Linked DNA regions of Homo sapiens: region 2 is linked to region 1. A link is an interaction called in ENCODE POLR2A ChIA-PET data of the cell type or tissue named here. Cell type or tissue: B cell. All regions are shown on one strand. Each heading gives the region's core, and the rest is flanking DNA. Links, peaks and the distances in the headings are about the cores only.

Evidence for each region. Peaks named below come from ENCODE experiments on the same cell type or tissue, not always from the same donor. Only the 100,000 strongest peaks of a DNase experiment are listed, where the experiment ranks them.
Region 2: POLR2A ChIA-PET joins it to region 1 with 7 read pairs; 6 of 35 experiments call an interaction of 5 or more read pairs at or near these places.

The regions. Positions count from the first base shown.
Region 1 is chr11:73,144,959-73,150,336 of GRCh38, forward strand. No RefSeq gene overlaps it. Among named protein-coding and RNA genes, the nearest start is that of FCHSD2, 5.3 kb to the left of the region's middle. In B cell, for the core only: no CTCF peak of the experiment used is centred there; DNase peaks (open chromatin) are centred at 2,103 and 2,983; H3K4me3 peaks cover 739 bases; H3K27ac peaks cover 3,937 bases.
Region 2 is chr11:73,252,093-73,257,470 of GRCh38, forward strand. LOC105369382 (a long non-coding RNA gene) reads left to right here and starts at 1,253. Exons shown (of 3, transcript XR_950296.3): 1 at 1,253-1,367; 2 at 1,669-1,715. In B cell, for the core only: no CTCF peak of the experiment used is centred there; no DNase peak of the experiment used is centred there.

The sequences.
Region 1 (5,378 bases), core at 91-5,090:
AGTGAGTGAGCCTAGAACTTAGGAGGCTCTTCACAGAAGAAGTCAGACCCTGGGGATTTCGTTTATGCATATAGGAGGGCATCCTCTACCTGATTTGCCACCGTTCTGAAGCCAGGAGTGGCACTGACTTTCTGGAATGATTTCCTTTGGAAGTGTTATAAAGAGCTAAGGGCAATACCAGATGGGCTTACCTACTAACTCCTATTTCAAAACTGTGATTTAAAAAAATTGTTTTAATACTTACCAAGTGTCTCTTCCAAACCCTAAACTTTCATATTACTTTTCCAAGCTAATCTTTACCCATGAGATAGTATTCGTTTCTTCATTTTTACTGATGGAGAACTGGAGGCTCAGTGGGGATAAGTGACTTGCCCTGACATGATAGACTTCAGACCATAACCCAGTTGTCCGATGAGGAATGTTCGTGTATGAAGAATGTTCAAAGGAATTGGGAGAGTTCCTAACGCAGGAAAATAAGCAGACCCAGGAGGATACAATCCATTATGTTCCAGACTCTAGGGGACCAGGGAAGGGATTTCTGTGACTTATGTAAGCCTGACTTGAAATGTACCATTTTGAACAGGGTTGGGGACTTCCAGAGCCTTGCTCCTGCAATGCAGGCAAGCGCTGTGTTGCCAGTAGCATTGCTTGAGATTCTTTGGGGAAATGGTGCAGAGCAGCAGGCACTATGGCCCCAGAGACAAAACTGGGACAGGTGTTAGCTGCATCTCAGGAAGGAACTTTTCCAGGCAGAGCTACCCCTGGAAGGAGTGAGCTCCCTGTCCCTGGGGCTGTGCAAACAGGTTCTGGCTCCCTTCCATCAAGGAGACCACAGATGGGATCTCACTCTGAAAAGAAATTAATAACAGCTGCCATTTATTTTGCCTCTTCCATGTTCCAGACATTAAAATAGGCGTGTTATTTACATTGTTTCCAACATTCACAACAACTCCTCATAATACATATAACCCCATTGCACAGGCTGCAGCTCAGAAGTGAAATGACCTACCCAAGGTCACACAGCTAGTGAAGGAAAGGGAGGGCTGGCCCCTGGCTCTGAAGCTGTGCTCTCCCTCCAGCATGCTGCAGTGCAGTCTCCCATTTCATTAGGAATATGATTCTAAGGTTAAGTCAGAGCTAGGATCAAAAACTGGCCTGGAGCAGGTATATGAATGGGTATCAGAAGATCAGCTGTTCTGATATTCCAGGGCTCCTGGGAAAACTGGCAGGGAGACAAAGTATACAGCGGCCCTTTAGCATGGCCAGAACATGAGTAGCACACTACTCCCCATCCAGAGCACGCACCTAGGACAGTTTGACTTCGTCAAAGGCTCTCTTCAGAGAAAGTAGCTGCCAGTCCCCCTGCCCACACTGCACCAAAGCATCCCTGACCGTTCCTGCAGTTGGGGTCCATCAGCTCTCTCTACTCTGTCTTCCTCTGTGTCATTATCCCCCACCTGCATTGACACAGACTGCTCAGGAATACTTGTTAGCACGTCTGGATGCCAGCTATTCCCTGCCTGGGCCCCACCAAGTCCAGCTGGGGATGCTGCGGCAGACAGTGTGGTCTATGGACCCCATCCCCATTCATCTCCTTCCTACCCCTAGTCACCTTTCCCTACCCATGCCTTTGCTCCCTGAGCTAATTCCCTCAACACCAGCCTCCTGCCAGCCTGATGTGAGAGTGTGCCAGTCTCTTCCACTATCAGCTCTCAGGACAGAATCCCAGCACAGGTAAATGAGACTTCAAGATTGGTGGCCACCAGAAGAGAGCAGGGGCTCTCCTTAAGACACATAGTGAGTTTGTTCAAGGCACTAGGCCTTGAATTCCATAGTATCACTCAACAAGCCCTTATCCTGGGCTTAGTCATAAGCAGGTCTCTGAGGTGAGGAGCTGCCCACCAGGAGCTCCCAATCTCAATACAGAGACCAAGGTCACAGCAGTGAAACATGCAGGGCCAGGAGGGTCATAGGGACCCAGATCCTACCAGGTGGTAGCAGAGATCTAAGGCCAGAGGCAAGTCCCTAAGAAGCAGGCACTGGGACCAGGAATTATCTTGTCAAGTGTTGCCCCTACCAGGGAATATTACAACTTTGGGTGGCAGGGGTGGGGGTGTACGGTAAATGAGCAGTCAGTCCCAGGGCTATGGTAGGAGCTGATAGGCACATGGTTTTAACATTACAAGGCAGGAAACCACGGTGCTAATTCTATCTCTGCCAGGTACTCACTGAGTGTGACCTCTAGCGCATCACTGTCCTCTCAACCTTGGTTTCTACATCTATAAAATAGGAATAATAAATTCCATCCTGTCTTCCTCTTGGAGGGCTGTGCAGGTTAAATGAAATAACAGGTAAATGGTCTGCAAGGGCTGAGGAGCCACATAAACAAGTAACTGCTGATCCTAGGACACATCAGGGAAGGTTGAGTGACCACCTGTATTGAACGCTGATCAGCACCTTCCGCCATGAGCTGCACTGTGATTAGGCACCAATGAGTAAAATACTTTTGGTGGAGGGATGAGGTTACAGGGGTCTGAGGTCAAGCAAACCTGGGTTAGATGTCTATTTCTCCTCTGCCAAGCTTAGAGTTTTTGATCAAGTCTTGAAACCTCTTTTCAGCCAGGTTTCCTTGTCTATAAAGGAGAGATAATGGCTCTTTGCAGGGTTGCAGTGGGAATCAAATGGGAATGTTTATGTAAAGTGCCTGCAACTGTGCTGGCCCACAAGTGTGTTTCCTTTGTTGAGTTTTCCTTCAGTTTCCCGTCATTTTGTTATGGCTTTATTTGTAAGTTAAAAAATAAACCACAAAAAGAGGAATTTCCATGGGGGAGATTGAGCCCCACTAGAATCTTAGTTCTGCTCCTTACTCATTGTGAGGACCTGGAAAGTCCCTGCCTCTCCCTTAGCCCGGGTTTTCTCATCTGTAACACCAGGGGTTCCACCAGGGAGTTTCTCCAGAGCCTAGCCTGGGAGGTATGGGATGCTACCAAGTCTGTGAGCCCCTTTCAGGGAAAGGACCCTTCAGGCTGAGCTGGGTAAGGAGGGCCAGGCAGGGATCAGGGGAGAGAGAGGAGAGTTGTGGGAGAGGGACAGCAGGATGCAGAGGTGGCAGTTCTGTCACCACCATGGGCTGGCCTGTGAAGGGAGCAGGCCCTGTTCAGGATGCCTGCCTGCCTGTTTTCCCACAGCCTGCTGAGTTAATGCCAAAACAAAATACACTTGCTTGCTCCCTGCCCGAGGGCAGCAGGCCAAAATAAGTGTCCTGGAGGGCTGGCAGACACCCTGGCATCCCGCCTGTCCTCCGTGGGCATCCGCCCTTCCCCTGTCTGCGGCACCACCCTCAGCCAAAGCTGGCCTAGGGTGTGGAGAGGAGCCTCCCCAGGGTCTGCACTCCTCCTCCCATTTGCAGCCTTCGTAAGTGGACACTTCCAACCCCTACACCTGCCTGTCCTCCCAGTCCAGCCTTGGCCCGAGATGTGATCTAATTCTCACTATGCTGCTGTGGGCAGAGCACATGGCATCAGAATGCTAGGAGCTGCTGTCGGGCGCCATGGGAGGGAATTCCCCAACTCAGGAAAGCTCTTCCAGCGGAAAGGAGCAGGTGGCGAGCCTCCCTGAAGAGACAGACACTGCCAACGCTACAGGCAGAGCCAATCGTGGGGTAAGAAGTGTCAAATCTACCACCCCCGGCCTTCTGTCTGATGCTTGTCTACACTGTGTACATTAATAATAATAGCTCATGCTTTATAATAGTTACTATGTGGCAGACAGCCTTCCAAGCACTTCGCATAAAAAACTAATGTAATTCTCACAACTCTGAGGTAGGTACTATTACTAGCCTCATTTTACAGATGAGGCATTCACAGGTTAGGTATGCCTATGGTCATGCAGCCAGTGGCAAACTGAGATGTATACCCAATTAACCAGGCTACAGGGTCTGTGCTGTTAACTGCTAAACTAATCTGCCACCAAAAAATGATATCCCCCATAAAACCCAGGTCCAAACTTGGAACATGACAAGATGCTTGCCTTAGGACCTTACAATCCAATCATCTTTCCAACTTGCCTAAGCTGAGAATCACCAGGGGGTGCTTGTTTAAAATACATAGTCCTCTGTCCCTAGCCTCCAGCCCCACTCTGAGGATTCACTGAATTTGAAGTGGGAGGAGAGGCAGTGCCTGACATGTGGAAATCGCACCATAAATGCCTGTTAAATGAATGAATGCTTCTGACTTCTCTGAGCCTCTGCTCATCTCTAAAATAGAGTTACAGCTCCCTACCCTCCCCCATTTCCAAGTGTGGCTGTGGGTTAAGCCAGTGTATGTGTCTGCTCCAGCTTTGCTGGGTGTGGGAAATTGTTTATAAGCATACCCGGCTGGCTCCTAATAATAGCTGTAATAATAATAGCTGACATTTCTTGAATGCTTAGGGGGTACCAGGCACAGCTCTGAGGGCTTTGACTGTGTTAACCCATTAATTCTCACAACACTCAATGGTCTTGATTGCAAGAATGGAGCTAAGTCACTTGCCTGAGATCACACAATTAGTAAGAGGTAGGCTATTTGAACACAGATGGTCCTGCCCCAGTGTCTAGAGGTTAACCGCTCCATCACAATTACCAGAGTCACCCAGACCTTCCTCATGGGAACTGGGCTGCCACCATTTAATTGAGCAAATGATTTCTGTACCTGTAGTATTCTAGGAGGGGAGAATGAAAAGTTGAATTAACAGGTACCCTCAATCTAGACGGAGAGGCAAGATATAGAATTCCCTAATGATTGTTTGAGTCTGAGTAATTCCAAAGCACAAAATCAAAGTGCTGTGGTTGTTCTAAGTGGGGGAAGACTGCCTCTGTCTAAAGGAGGGGCCCACGAGGGCTGCATTGGAAGTAGGCCTTGATGCATGGGAGGCAGGCACTCCCTGCGGAGGGACAGAGAGAGCGAAAACCACAAGCTGAATGGGCCTGAGCCACGTTTGGAAACATGGCTCTATCCATATTTCTCTTGGATAGAGAATCCTGTGAAATGAGGTAGATGGTGTAGCCTTGGGTGGCCCTCTTGAATGTCTGCTCACAATTTCCTCCTTCCTTCCTTCCTTCCCTCCCTCCCTCCCTCCCTTCCTTCCTTCCTTCCTTCCTTCCTTCCTTCTGTCTTACTTTCCTGTTTGTTTGATTGAGATGGGGTCTTGCTCTCTCACCCAGGCTGGAGTGCAGTTGTGCAATCACAGTTTGCTTGCAGCCTTGACCCCCTGGGCTCAATCAGTCCTCCCACCGCAGCCTGCTGAGTAACTGGGACTTCAGGTATATGCCACCATGCCTAGCTAATTTTGTTGTAGTTGTTTTTTGTAGAGACAAGGTTTTGCCACATTGCCCAGGCTGG
Region 2 (5,378 bases), core at 260-5,259, 110 kb after region 1:
CCTGTAATCCCAGCTACTCAGGAGGCTGAGGCCGGAGAATGGCGTGAACCCGGAAGGCGGAGCTTGCAGTGAGCCGAGATAGCGCCACTGCAGTCCGGCCTGGGCGAAAGAGCAAGACTCCGTCTCAAAAAAAAAAAAAAATTAAATATTTTGTATTTAAATATTTAAAATATTTAAATATATATTAAAATAATTAAATATATATGTAAATAATTAAATATATATTTAAAATATTTTAATATATATTTAAAATAATTAAATATATATTTAAAATAATTAAATATTAAAATAAATATTATATATTATGTATTTTATGTATTATATATTTTATATATAATTTTATATATATATAATTGTTTCTGTTTCTCTGGAGAGCCCTAATACAAGATCCCCACTTTTTTTTTTTGGTGTTTTTTCATTGCAAGATTTTGTTTCTAACTATATTTATTCTTTAGATGGAAGAATGTTCAGTCTCTCTTCAAATAGGGTCTTTTTATCACTTCCCTAATAGGTAATCCTGGTTCATTCCTTGCTTTCTCACCTCCTGAACATCTTGCAGACAGCTTTTACTGGGTTGTTGTTCATACAAGGGACCTAGACACTTTTCATTATAGTTTGGGACCCCTCCGTCTCCTGCTCTTTTCCAAATCCTAGGCATATACCACAAGTCCATAAGTTGCCTGGAGAAAAGCTGGGCGCCAAAGTCTGCTTACCTAAACCCAGAAGTGCCAAGTCCTTTGGAAGGGGTCTCTTTCTTTTCAGTTTTGTTTCTGCAAGAGGCAGCAGAATTTCGATGAAGTGTCTCCCTTCCAGCCTGTGACAGCTCCAGGTGGACCTAAACCACCTCAATCTCGTCCTTTTGTATTATTAACCTTACTGCCTTTGCTTTTGTTCTTCTGGCCTCTCTTGTCCCCTTCTGAGAGTGACAAAACCTAAGAGCATCTGCCTGCCACATCCTCAAGTGGTGACAGGTGGAAGTGTTTCCAACCAAACCAAGCTCCCTGGTGAGGAAGCACACTTGTGGCCCTCTCCACAAGACAGAAAGAAGTCAGGGCTTTTCCCTTTGAGATAAGTGTTACATTCCCTTATTCTAAAACATTGGGAAAAATAATAATAATGAACTGCAATGAACAATTCTGCTGTTTCTTTTTTAATTTAAATTTTTATTTTTAATTGACAAATAATAATTGTATATACTTATGGGGCACAATGTGATATATTTTTTATGTTGGTTTTTGTTTGTTTGAAACAGGGTCTCACTCTCCCACCCAGGCTGGAGTGCAGTGGCGTGAAGGCTCACTGCAGCCTTGACTTCCTGGGCTCAAGTTATGCTCCTGGCTCAGCCTCCCAAGTAGCTGGGACCACAGGTGCGTGCCATCATGCCTGGATACATACATACATACACATATATATATATATATATATATATATATATATATATATAGTAGGGATGGGGCCTTGCTATGTTGCCCAGGCAGGTCTTGAACCCCTGGGCTCAAGTGATACTCCCACCTTACCCTCACCACAAGATGCTGGGATTTCAGGCATGAACCACCATGTCTGGCTCAGTGTGGTGTTTTAATATATGTGTACACTGTGGAATGTCTGCTGTTCCTTACATGATAATTTTTAATGAAGTTCATCACTAATCTGTTACTATTTTTCCAGTCTGCGAATTGCCAGAAGCCCAGTCTGCGAATTGCCAGAAGCCCAAAGTGAGTATCATGTATGTCAGTACAATTAATCATTAGATAATGAAGAGAACACATGGCAGTGCCACCATTTTGGCACCATTAATGCCAAAAGCAGCATGGATGCGGGATGATTGGAGGAGAACTGGATATGTGCCTCTGTTAGGGTGGAACACAGTTGGTGATACAAGTTATGCACAACGTCATTTAAAATGGCTTCAAATATTCTGAAAAAAACAACATTTAGTTCTTACTGTGAATTTTGTCACGTATTGAAAACCACTGCACATAAAATTGGATGAACAATCCATCTGCATTTTAATTTTACAATGAGGTTAGCATAGAAAAATAAACTGAATATTGACAGTAATAAACTGTATTCCTAGAAAGGCTGTGTGGGCCTACTTAAAGGTTGTCTCACCAATAAAACCATAAGCATCTTTTAGGGCAAAGGTGGTTTCCTATACTTCCTTCAATTCTCCAATGCTTCTCCTCTTCTTAATTTATGAGGCAGGCATATAGGGAATTCAAGAACTATAGGGAGTTCAGTTGAATTAAAATATCTGGTTCTGCCGGGAGGTGGAGGTTGCAGTGAACCGAGATTGTGCCACTGCACTCCATCCTGGGTGACAGAGTGAGACTCCATCTCAACAACAACAACAACAACAACAATCTCGTTCTGTTATTTAAAGAAAACACTTCAACAGTTAGAAATTTTGATTGTTTGTGGCAGGCACTGTACTGAGAGTTTTACATACACTATTCCAGTTAAAACTCAAACCACTTGGGAGGACAGAATTATTATCCCCGTTGTACAGGTGACCAGAGCTCTGAGAATGAAAGGAACTTGGCTTGGCCACACAGCTATGAGTGGAAGAGCCAGAATTCAACTTAGGCCTGTCCCTGCCCAGGGTGTGCTTGAACCCCTGCATTAGCCCAGGGGTCTTCCTGGGTGGACTCTGTTCTGCGCTCTCCTTTGTTCCTGTGGTCGGGCTCCCAGATTCCATCCAGGACCAGCTCCTTTACTTACAGATGGGGGAGCCTTGGGCAAGACCACTGACCTCTCTGAGCCTCAGTTTCCCCCTCTGAAAAATTGAAATAATCAACTGTCCCTAATAAGGCTTAAGAAGGTTAATATCTTTTTTTCTTTTTTTTTTTTTTTTGAGACAGGGTCTCTGTCACCCAGGCTGGATTGTATTGGCACGATCTCAGCTCACTGCAGCCTTAATCTCCCAGGCTCAAGTGATCCTCCCACCTCAGCTTCCTGAGTAGCTGGGACTACAGGCATGTGCCACCATGCCCAGCTAATTTTTGTATTTTTTTTTTTTTGTAGAGATGGGTTTTTGCCATGTTGCCCAGGCTGAAGAAAGTTAATGTCTAAATTTATGCACAACTACTTAGAAAACAGTAAATCCCTATATCAATCTTTGTTGATAAAAACATTCCATTTTTCTCATCATTGGAACCTTGTCACGCCTCAACATTTGGGGCACCTTTACTAAATGTGACATCTTGATTTTTAAAAGTGATCTGTTTCTTTTTCATTTAATTTTCAACTAAATAATGTATTCACTTGGTTCAAACAAACAAACAAAAAAAGGTAAACAGTGAAGGATCTCCCTGTTATTGGCCCTAATAAGTAACCCAGTCAGTGGTTGCTTCTTTATGTTTCCAGGTAACTATATGTATATACAAATCCTAAAAGTAGTGTTTTTTTTCTTCCTTCATACACAAAAGTTTGCATACTACTACATACATATTTCTACACCTAGCTTTCTTCTGAAAATTCCTTTTTAAATTTATTTTTATTTTATTCTTTTTTTTTTTTTTTTTTTTTTTGAGATGGAGTCTCCCTCTGTCCCCCAGTCCGGAGTGCAGTGGCACTATCTCTCCCGGGTTCAAGCAATTTTTCTGCCTCAGCCTCCCCTGTAGCTGGGACTACAGGCGCGTGCCACCACACCCAGCTAATTTTTGTTTGTTTGTTTTTTGGTGTTTTTGTTGTTGTTTTTGTTTTGATTCAGAGTCTCGCTCTTGTCGCCCAGGCTGGAGTGCAGCGGTGCGATCTAGGCTCACCACAACCTCCACTTTCCGAGTTCAAGTGATTCTCCTGCCTCAGCCTCCTGAGTAGCTGGGACTACAGGCATGTGTCACCATGCCCAACTAATTTTTGTATAATTTTTAGTGGAGACAAGGTTTCACCATGTTGGCCAGGCTGGTCTTGAACTCCTGACCTTGTGATCCCCCTGCCTTGGCCTCCAAAGTGCTGGGATTACAGGTGTCAGCCATCACGCCTGGCTATTTTATTCTATTTTTTTAGAGACAGGGTCTCACTATGTTGCCCAGGCTGCTCTTGAACTCCCAGGCTCAAGCGATCCCCCTGCCTTGGCCTCTAAGTGCTGGAATTACAGGCATGAGCCACCATGCCTGGCCCTGAAGTTTTCTTAAAGGTCTTTCTACATAAAAACTCCCCTGTTCTGTTTTAACAACCATGATTTATTTAACCAGTTCCCTATGAATAGACAGGTCATTTCCAATATTTCAGTTTTGATTTGTTGATTTCTTAAAGAGCTGAAATAAATGAAAACACCAACTTTTTCTTCATTATGAACATAGTTTAGACTATTTACTAGACAATAATGTCTGCTTGAATCTCAGATTCAGTAAATCTGTTTTAAAATGGACAGGGATCTGTTGGTACCAAGTGAAAGAATTGCCCCACTCCCAAGGGTTGACTCACATTAACTTGGCTTTTTTAAATTTTATTTTATTTTATTCTATTTTGAAATGGAGTTTCGCTCTTGCTGCCCAGACTAGAGTGCAATGGCGCAGTCTCAGCTCACTGCAGCCTCCACCTTCTGGTTTCAAGCGATTCTCCAGCCTCAGCCTCCCCAGTAGCTGGGATTACAGGCACCAGCCACCACGCCTGGCTAATTTTTTGTGTGTGTTTTCAGTAGAGACGGGGTTTTGCCATGTTGGCCAAGCTGTTCTTGAACTCCTGGCCTCAGGTGATCCGCCTGCCTCGGCCTCCCAAAGTGCTGGGATTACAGGCGTGAGCCACCGCGCCCGGCCTAACTTGGCTTTTTGTTCCATGTGTTGGTTTCATCACCCTCTCAGTGTCCCTACAGTCCCAAGGGCAGCAGGCAGTGTTGCAGAGGTCACAGGGCTCCACAGGTAGTGTGAGCAGCAGATCTCTGTGGACTATCACCTCCTCTGACATAGGCACTATGCTCCTTTATATACTGCCAGAAAGTATGTTAACATTTATAGCCAGGCATGATGGCTCACGCCTGTAATCCCAGCACCTTGGGAAGCCGAAGCAGGTGGATCACAAGGTCAGGAGTTCAAGACCAGCCTGGCCAACATGGTGAAACCCTGTCTCTACTAAAAATACAAAAAATTAGCCGGGTGTGGTGGAACACTCCTGTAATCCCAGCTACTCAGGAGGCTGAGGCAGGAGAATTGCTTGAACCCAGGAGAAGGAGGTTGCAGTGAGCCAAGATCATGCCATTGCACTCCAGCCTGGGCAACAGAGAAAGACTCCGTTTTGAAAATAAATAAGTAAACAAACAAACATTTGTACCAGGAGCAGCGCTGGTGGGCATGGGTCTGGTAGGAGGGAGCTAAATGGAGTGTCCCATCAGTGTGCTTAGAGGCAAGAGAGGAATCCAGAGCCCTGACTAAGAGCTG